Regions from separate parts of the Homo sapiens genome. Here region 2 is linked to region 1. Evidence: chromatin loops called from intact Hi-C (ENCODE). Cell type or tissue: dorsolateral prefrontal cortex. All regions are shown on one strand.

Region 1 (5,000 bases):
CCTGGGCTGGCATGAGGCTGGGACTCCTGGAGGCTTCCTAGAGAATATGGTCTCCTTCCCTCTGTCCCAGAACTCTGTTCTACCTGCCTCCCATCTCTGTAAACGTGAGGGCATTGCATGCTACATAGCCAATTCACATCAACAGTAGAATAAATCTTTCCAAATCTAATTTCTGAAATCAGAACACTTTCCACACATACACATGAGTAAACCCTCATTTTCTAATATTCTACTAGGATTTTCAGCATAATTTAGTTTTCACTTTTGAAATTTACTCAGAGGTAATAAAATTTTGGTAACTTGGAAATGGGTACCAAGATCCTTTTAAATAGAGTCCTAAAGAGATATGACAACTAAGTGGTCCTAAACAGCACTGAAGAAAGAAAAAATGCTATAAAAGGCAGTATTGGGCAAATGACATTAAAGTATTACATCAATGTAAATTTCTTAAAGTTGATAACTGCACTATAGTTATATTTTTCAAAAATTCTTTTTCTTAGGAAATAAACACTGAAGCATGTGGAGTAAAGGAACTTAATAAACGCAAATTACTCCCTAATATTAATAGTTCAGAAAAAACAAGTGTATATGTAGATACACGTAGAGACGCAGATGATATAGCAAGCAGGGCAGAAATTGAACTCTAGGGTGATTGGCAGTACTGGGTGTAACTATATATTTTATGCATTATTGTGTATATATTCTATGCAAATATTCTTTGCATAGAATATATATTCTATGCATTATTGCATATATTCTATGCATTATATATTGTATATATTCTATGCATTATTCTTGCAACGTTAAATTTGAAATTATTTTCAAATAAAAATGTTTAAGAGACTAACACAAAATAGAAAGTTCTTTTGACTTAGTAACTTCATTTCTAGGAATTTAATGTGGGAAAGAATCTGAGATGAAGACAAATGTTGAAGGATGTTCACCAGTGTGCTATTTATATTGGTAAAACATTAGAAATAACCTAAAAAGCCCGGCATTGGGAAACATCTCCATGAATTTCTGTAAGGGAGAAGGAGCCTGGCAGGGGACAGGCATTTCAGGTAGGAGGATGGGCATGAACCAAGGCCCGGTATGGGGAGGTGTTCATCAGGGAAGTTTCAGGGGGGGCCCCGTGGCTGCACTTATGCTGTGTGAGTTGAAGGAGCCAGGTCACCAGAGGCAAAGGCTGTTGGCTAGAGATGCGATTAGAAGGGGGTCCAGACCAGAAGCAAGACAGTTAGAGGTCACCTTGGTCCAAAATAAGAGACATTGGACCTCCGATCTTGGGCTGGGGCTGCTACCCATGGAGCGAGGCCCATAGCGCTGGACTTGATTTGGAAGTAGAAATGACCTCAGGGTTGGGGTATGGTCAAAGTGGCGTCCAGGACTATCAAGGGTCTAGCTTGATCCGCTAGTCAGATGGTGGAGGAACACTGGGGGCAGGGTTGGGGTGCAGGACAGGGCAGGGGCACCGAGAGATGGCTTTTAATCTTAATTGTCAGAGAGGTCAAGCAGGCGATCAGATACGTGGGTGTAGAGTTATTCAGCAGAGGTGCCAGCGCCGGAGATGTAAGCTGATTTAGGGTGAGAGATTTCATTTTCTAAAATGAATGTGCATTGATGTTGTCAGGATTTTTTCTAAAAATTACTTAGGTAATTAAGTCTTTCATTTTTCGCACCCAGGTGAAAATACCTGAGACAGCAGGTACTCAGAGGGTTCCTACCCACAAGAAGGAGCGAGAAGGGAGCCCTCTCCCCAGCCCCACACACAGCACCCTGAGTTCCAGCCCCAGCCAAGGCTCAGCTGTCCAGGAGGGCAGGAAGCTTAAGGTGGGGGTGCAGCCTCCATCAGAGCACCTCCCTCCCCAGCCTGGCCCCTACTTTCTCCCATCCCCCTCTCAGGGGCCGCACCCTGGGAGCCAGCTCTGACCTGGGGGACTTCAGCACTTTGTGGAGCAGGTCCTGTGGGATTTTGTGGAGGTGGATCTGCGTCCCCCCTAGAGGAACCAAGTTCATTTCCAGCCACTTCTCGCAGCCGGTGGTGAGCTGCTCTTCCTTGTACTAAGACAAAAAAAAGCCAGTTGATGAAGGAAGTCCTGAGCTCTTGGCACCCTCTGCTGGCCTGAGACGACACTACACGTGTGCTCAGAGGGAGAGTCACTGCAGAGGCGCTCAAACCTTTTCTACAAAATACATGAATTACAGCAGATACCTTTTCTAAGTGTTTTCTATGCTCGAGGCGCTGCACTCAGTTGATTTAAATCAATCCTCAGCGAAAACCTATGAGGTGGGTTCACTGTTATCCCTAGGTCACCGGTGGGGAAACTGACGCTCCCAGGTTCCTGCTCTTGCCTGTCGTCACACAACTCGTAAGTGGCAGAGCCGGATGCAAACCCAGGCAACCTGACCATAGGCTTTGCCCACTAGTTCAAGTCAGTGGCTGATCATGGAGGGCCCAAGGGGTGTACCTCGCAGGAGTTCTGAGGCTATGAACACACCCAAAAAGCAGGAATTGAAGGGCAGAGAAAGTGGAAAAGGCGTCTTAGAGCCAGGGACCTTGAGAGAGCTTCAGTACACCTCGAATAGCTTCTGGGCCTGGGGTCCTTCTGCAGCCCAAGCATTGCTGAGAAATGCTGACCAGGATGCAGTTTCCACCACAAGTGGCCTTGGAATTACCAGTGGGGCGAAGGGGAGGACGCGATGATGGGAGAACTGTGGCATGCTGCTTGGTATCCCCCCCCAGGTCACTGGTGGCCATACAGAGAGAGCTGAAGTCAGGAGGCCTGGGCTTTGGACCCAGCTGGTTCCCCTGGGCAGGCTGCTGCCCTCCTTGGCTCTGTTTTCTCCTCTGAGAATGAGGTTGGATTCTATCATTTATTCCTAACCCTGACACACTGATTAGACCCAGGTGAATCTAGACCTCACAACTCCAGCAAGAATGTTCTGGAAGGTCTTCGGCTGTTTCGGTGAGAAAGGCTATGCTGCTTCTTCCCCCATCTAAGATTAAAGTCTTTCTATTTTTTTGGTGTTAAAACATCCTTTAAAAAAATAAAATGATGGTTTAAAAAAAAAAACACACAAATGTGTTCATGTGGCAAAATAAAATATTTGATGACTTCAAATAGATATTCTGGGGGGAAGTAGGCCTGGTGGGTAAAATCCCAGCATCTAGGCTGCTCCTGAAGGCCCCCCCAAGGGGCGATGTGCCCCGTCTGGGTTGTTCTCACCTTGCAGCCGGCCTCGTAGAATTTCTTGATGGTGCTTGGCTTGAGTCTGGCTATCATCACATCCACGCACCTGGAGAGAGAGAACTGCAGTTTCTGGAGGAACCCCACACTGCTTTTGGAGAAGCGGAAAGTCCCAGAGATTCTCATTCAACTCCAGGACAGCAGCAGACTTTTGAACGGAAGGGAGCCTCGCTTTAGGGGTATGGACATTTGGCCAGAGGACAAGACCAACATGGCTTGTTAGAAATAGCTCTGGGCTGGGAGATGAGGCCAGAAATCAAATCCTTCAGGAGAAAACAAAGTAACCCTATAGCAGGGAACAAGGATTATTGCTCAAAGCTGAAGTGCCACCAGGTGCTGAGATGAGGTTTGATTTTAGCCAACATAGCCATCTGGTCATCCCCCTGCCTGAGGACTGTCTTCCTGTACAGACCCTTATGGTGCCACCAGAGGGGCCTCAAGTCCCATTCCTCTCTGTGCACAAATGGAATCAAAGAGCAGCTCTCAGATGAAGGTCTCTGCGAGCTCATGACTAGGACCTGTTGATTTGGCTCACCCACCCATGAAGGATCTATTCATTGAACACATACCGTGTGCTAGGCACCTGGAGAGGTCCTTGGTGTGCAAAGAACAAAACTGATGGGCCAGTGAGGTGACATGTTAAGTCAACTTTCAGACAGATAACCACATTTGGCAGTCATGTTAAGGGTTAAAAAGTTAAAGAACAAGGTGTGATGGGAAGGCAGATGATGGAGACTTCAGCCTAGTGTGGTTAAATCAGAAAAGTGACCAGAAGTCAGAAGAGAGGCACTTAAAACCTGAAAGAGGAGGAAAAAGAACAGGCCAGGCCAGGGATTCAAAGACCAGCATTCCAAGAAGCGGAAACAGCATGTGCAAAGGCCCTGGGGCAGGAGCAGGTGCCACACTTTGAAGGAATGTCAGGGCTGGCACAGCTGCAGTGCCGTTGTTTAACACTGCTCCACACTGTCCCCTCTCTCTCCCTCTTTGACTATTGTAGTTCGTCTGGGCTCAGCTCCAGCATCACCTCCTCTTGGAAGTCTCCCTGATTGCTCCTCTCCACATAATCCCTTAGCTTTGATTTGCATGACTTCCTTCTACCTGGTTCCTTGCCTCCCTCCAAGGAGGGCATGAGCCGAGGTGAATGGAGTGTGGTAGACGTGCTATGTGGCAGGTAGGGTCACAGATGTTTCAGTGACTGAACTTTCACAGCTAATACTAACCTCTCTGCAGCAAAATTGCTTTGAAGTATGTTCACTTCATTGAGCAGGGCACCCGAGAGTAGCCACTGGGATCTCATACGGAAGCACAACCTTAAACTCATTATGACTCAATGGTTGTCCTAAACTCAGTTGATATACACACCGCTCATGGGCAGAGGCTTAAAGGACATCCAGTACCTCTTGCACTTATTCTAAAATGTATCCTTCCATAAGGCCAGACCAGAAGGCAGATGGGGTCTTGTTACCACCAACAACCACATCCCTGGAGAGTAGCTTTTACTGAGTTGCATTTTGGTGTGCCGCTTTTGCCAAAACCAAGAAAAAAACATTATAAGATTTATTATTGCATTTACTCTACAGACATTCTTGAGGACATTGACCATTAGGTTGCTTGGGGTCATCTGCTGAAGACATCCACAGTTTTCATACTAATAGTAGTTGTACTTCTCCCAAGTGAATTGTTTTTTAAACTGTTATCTAGTTTGCATCGAATATCACTGATCAAGTTTCCCTTTTTATCTGCCGCTAGCAA
Region 2 (5,000 bases), 140 kb before region 1:
TTTTTTGAGACAGTGACTCACTCTATCACCCAGGCTAGAGTGCAGTGGCACAATCACAGCTCACTGTGGCCTCAACCTCCCCAGGCTCAGGTGATCCTCCCGCCTCAGCCTCCCAAGTAGCTGGGACTACAGATGCACGCCACCACACCCTGCTAATTTTTGTATTTTTTGTAGAAATGGGATTTTGCCATGTTGCCCAGGATGGTCTTGAACTCCTAGATTCAAGCTATTCTCCCACCTAGACCTCCAAAACTGGGATTACAGGCGTGAACCACCGTGTCTGGCCAAGCCACTGTCTTAAGAAGAAAAGACTACTTTTGCTACTAGCAACCGTCACCTTTCTCCAGTCCTCTTGCAGCAAAATGCCTCAAAAAGAGTTCTATTTGTCCCCACCACTCCATCAGAACAGGCCCTGGCAAGATCACCAATGACATCTGTACTGTCCACGTTGCCAAACACAAAGGGCATTTCTCAGGCTGCCTCTTAACTTGACCTGCGAGCAGAATTTGAAACATCCGATCTCCTCCTCACTTCATTTTCTTCACTTGGCTTCTAAGACACAACGTACTCTTGATATCCTGTTGATGTGGTGGTCACACCTTCTCATTCATCATGGCTACTTCCTCCTCTTCTTCCAAAGCTCTTAATATTGGAGCGCCCCAGGGCTCATTCCATGGTTCTCTTTTCTTCTTTCATCTTCATTCTCTCTAAAGATGATCTCATCCAGTTTCAAAGCCTTCAATAGCACCGAATACTTTGAAGACTCCCACATTTTTATTTCCAATAATGATTTCTCTCAATTCCAAATTTGCATATCCAACTGCCTGCCTGCCATTTCTACTTGGATGTCTGACATGTCAACCCTAACACTCAATACTGCAACCAATACTGCAATCATGATCTTTTCCATCAAACCTGCTCTACCTGCAATCTTTGCTACCTCAGTTCATGGCTTCTAGTTGTTCGGGCTGAAAACCTTGTCATTACCCTTAATTCTTCACTTCCTTTCACTTGCCATATCTGATTCATCGGAAAATCTTCCACCTTCAAACTAGACAGGCAAAAAGCAAATGGGAAGAAAAAATGGCATGAGTGACAATACGAACCAAGACCGTGAGCATGACGTATGTAGAAGTCAAAAAGAAACAGACGCCATTGGGACCAAAGGCCCTATTTGGAAATAATAATAAATGTTTCCACAGGGAATAGGTTACATTCATAACATGAAGATAAGGTACCAAAGACAGGCAAAAAAAAAAAAAAAAAAAAGGCTGATGTAAGTTCCTGACCATGGAAAGTTCTCCACAGCCCCTCCTTTCCTCCCCACTAAAGAAAACGTGCATTAGAGGTATACATACCACAGTTCGGGAGGGAAAGAGGCAATGGAGCCTTAAGAGAACAATGTAAACTTTCTCCATCACTTAGGACCCCTGAATCAACATTTAGAAATTTATAAAGTCACATGGCTTTTACTTAGAAGTACCTTTTTCTCTCATGGGACCCCCCAAAGGCCCTCTCCATCACAACACTTATCTTACCCACACCATCACCCATGGGCCATCTCAGTCTCTGATGCGTAGTTTTCCATGCTAGATTTTATCACATATTACTTTATATTTTCTTTCGGCAGATTCCTCGTGGACATCTTTGTCGTCTTCTTAGGTCTCCTGTGTGCTGCATGTCGTACACTGAAGACACCAATTGACCCAACTCCATCAGGTCAAAGCTTCTCCACATGGAAAAAACCTGTTAGCCTATACCAAGTGATTATCTTTATAACCAGGCCCTATAGCTGTTTCCAAAGCAAGAATCCAGCATCTTAAAGCTATTTCAATCTGTTACTTACTATTTATTCTGGTAACCTTATTTATCAAATGTCAGGGCTTGAAATCTTTCAGGGAAGTTGTAATTTGATACGTACCTATGATTGATTCTCAAATGTTAAATTTAAAGGTATGTATAAATAATATGTCATTTGAAATAGTATGGTTCTAGAAATGTTGAAAACAGACTGAATTCAACTCATTTAGTAATCTGGAAGTACTATTTTAAAAGAGAAGTTTTCAAGACTTCTACTGAGACAGTAGAAGTAGTGTGTTAAGAGCCCAAACTTTGGTATCAGAAAGATACATTTCAAGCCTAATCTGACTCTGGACAAGTGGCTAAGTCTGCTTCCAAACCTGCAGAATAGGAGATGGATGTGACTATAAAAAGAACAACAAAGAGGGGCCTTTGTGATGATGGAACTGTTCTGCATCTTGACTGTATCAGTGTCAGTATCTTGGTTATAATATTGTATTAGTTTTTCAAGATGCTGTTGGGGGGAAACTGAGTAAAGGGTACACAATATCTTTTTCTTTTCTTTTTTTTTTTTTGAGATGGTGTCTCATTATTCTGCCCAGGCTGATCTCAAACCCCTAAGCTCAAGTGTTCCAATTGCCTCAGCTTCCTGAATAGCTGGGACTACAGGCGTGTGGGTCTACATTATTTCTTACAGAAACAGAAATTGACAGGTAGGACATAATTAAAAAACCAAAACTTCATTTTCTAAACCCAGGTAAGTTCTTGGAAATAATTAAAGCTCTTTCCAAATAGGACCAAATACTAAATATTCCCCATTTTGAAAGTTTGGAAAGTTTTATTTCTTACAACTATATGTGAACCTACAATCATCTCTAAATAAAAAATTTATAATTTGTAAATGTTAGTTTGAATTTTATATTAATTTCAAAACTATCCTAGGCAATCACATATCTTATCTAATTTTCTACGATGGAGGCAATAAACAGACTCCAAATTTCCAAATTTTAAATTTAGCAATGATATAACCAGAAGGTGGCGCTATTACCACATGAATATACCACAGTAAGGCACTATTAAATGTATCAAAAAATACAGATTTCATCAATCAAAACTGTAAATGCTAGCCTCAATTCAGCCATATTTTCAACATGTGTCTTACTTGAGGTTTAAAACATACAATTTAATCATTTAAAAAATAGATAACATACACAAATCCTATATGGACTAAACTTCTGAACACTGAGATCTGGTATTAAGCTGTCATATCTTTGCATTTTTGATACAAATATTTCTTGCCTCACCAACTGTTAACAGAACTTTTGATAAAGGTACAAGCACCACTTACAGAAAATTCCTGAACTGCAACTAGAAGTGAAAGAAAAGCTAAGAAAGGGATTTCCTTTTTGTTAAAGCAAAAATGTTTACAGCTTTCCCTTCTTATTTTGGGTTTAGGATAAAAACATTAAAAATACTTTTCCCAAATGTCCAACAATGATCGACTGGATTAAGAAAATGTGGCACATATACACCATGGAATACTATGCAGCCATAAAAAATGATGAGTTCATGTCCTTTGTAGGGACATGGATGAAATTGGAAATCATCATTCTCAGTAAACTATCGCAAGGACAAAAAACCAAACACCGCATGTTCTCACTCATAGATGGGAATTGAACAATGAGAACACATGGACACAGGAAGGGGAACATCACACTCTGGGGACTGTTGGGGGGTGGGGGGAGGGGGGAGGGATAGCATTAGGAGATATACCTAATGCTAAATGACGAGTTAATGGGTGCAGCACACCAGCATGGCACATGTATACATATGTAACTAACCTGCACATTGTGCACATGTACCCTAAAACTTAAATAATAAAAAAAATACTTTTCAAAGGAAAAAAAGTTGCATCAGTTAATAATAATAATTACCAAGACAGATGTAGCTTTTATCCAATTCCATTTTATATAATGTAGAAAATGAAGTTCCGAAACACACACACTTGCCTAAAGTCACATACGGCAGAACTAGAGTTGAAGACAGGCGCCAGGATGCCGGGTCTAAGACAGCCATTATATTCAGACCAATGAGACACTAGGCAAGAAGAAACTTTTATTACAAAAGGCAGTATTTTTCCTTGAACCATGTATTGTTAGCCTAATTCTACTAGTCAAATTAGTTTAGATCTTTTCAAAAATGGACAAAATGTGTCCAGGAATAAGCTTTAAATAAAAATTATGTATCCAGAAAACACAGCTACATATTTGGAGCAGCATCAACAAGACCATAGCAGCAGTGGACAAACACCATGGTAACAATCAGGTGTCCAAGACCCAATGGGAAAGAAAGGAACACCGGAACATCAGTCACTTTCAAGGAAGCAGGCTCCTGGACAAGTATGACTGAAATTGTTACCCAGGCTATTATCACCTCCCATGGCTGGCGTGAACAAGAAAACATGGCTTACACACGCAATGGCACTTTTGGTAAGAAAATAATATTTCAGAAAAATAGGTAGGACATACTAAAAAAATTAAAGCTTCATTTGCTAAACCTAGATAAGTTCTTGGAAATAATTAAAAGCCCTTCCTAAATAGAACCAAATACTAAATGCTCTCCTTTTTGAAAGTGCTGAACATGCTGCAATAAAGGGGTATCAAACATAAACATATCCATCGTCTAACAGAACTACAGAAAACCTAACAGGTGAAACGCAGACACAAACCTCAAGGTCCTTGCATTCTAGGACAATGTATTCCATCCATTTGTAGCAGCAGCATATTAGAACACACACAGGAAGTACGTGAGCTGCTGTTGCATGGCTAGACATTCACAAGTCACTTGATTCAACAGAGATCTGAAGGTCTAAGATGAAGAAAGCCATTTCACACAACAAATGGCCTTCAGAAAAAGACTGAGAAAAAAAAAAAGAACACTAAGCCTATGTGTTTTGGAGAGGAGGTGCGGAATGCCATAGGTTATTAGGAAGCAACCTGGTATATTTGGCTGGATTACTCTAGCTACACCCTGGGCACAGATCCTAATGATGCTCCCAAGTACAGTGAGAAGCCAACAGTTACAGCTTCGTTGCTAACGTGCCCCATGGGCCAGGCAAATCCTCCTCCTTTCTGGGGTCTCAATTTATCTCAGTTAGCATTGATGGTGGGGGCTTGGCCTAGCTGATCTTTAAGTCGTCA

What was found. Peaks named below come from ENCODE experiments on the same cell type or tissue, not always from the same donor. Only the 100,000 strongest peaks of a DNase experiment are listed, where the experiment ranks them.
Region 2: a loop joins it to region 1, with 12 times the contacts of the local background. A loop is called at or near these places in 102 of 110 quality-filtered maps.

Annotation. Positions count from the first base shown.
Region 1 is chr10:122,296,065-122,301,064 of GRCh38, reverse strand. BTBD16 (BTB domain containing 16) reads right to left here. Exons shown (of 16, transcript NM_144587.5): 8 at 3,228-3,297; 9 at 1,931-2,061. Among named protein-coding and RNA genes, the nearest start is that of BTBD16, 27 kb to the right of the region's middle. In dorsolateral prefrontal cortex, CTCF peaks have their summits at 1,907 and 2,117 (motif pointing left); DNase peaks (open chromatin) are centred at 1,434 and 2,114; H3K4me3 peaks cover 827 bases; H3K27ac peaks cover 2,645 bases.
Region 2 is chr10:122,433,263-122,438,262 of GRCh38, reverse strand. It overlaps a transcript of PLEKHA1 not described here. Among named protein-coding and RNA genes, the nearest start is that of MIR3941, 19 kb to the right of the region's middle. In dorsolateral prefrontal cortex, CTCF peaks have their summits at 2,645 and 2,845 (motif pointing right); no DNase peak of the experiment used is centred here; H3K27ac peaks cover 2,723 bases.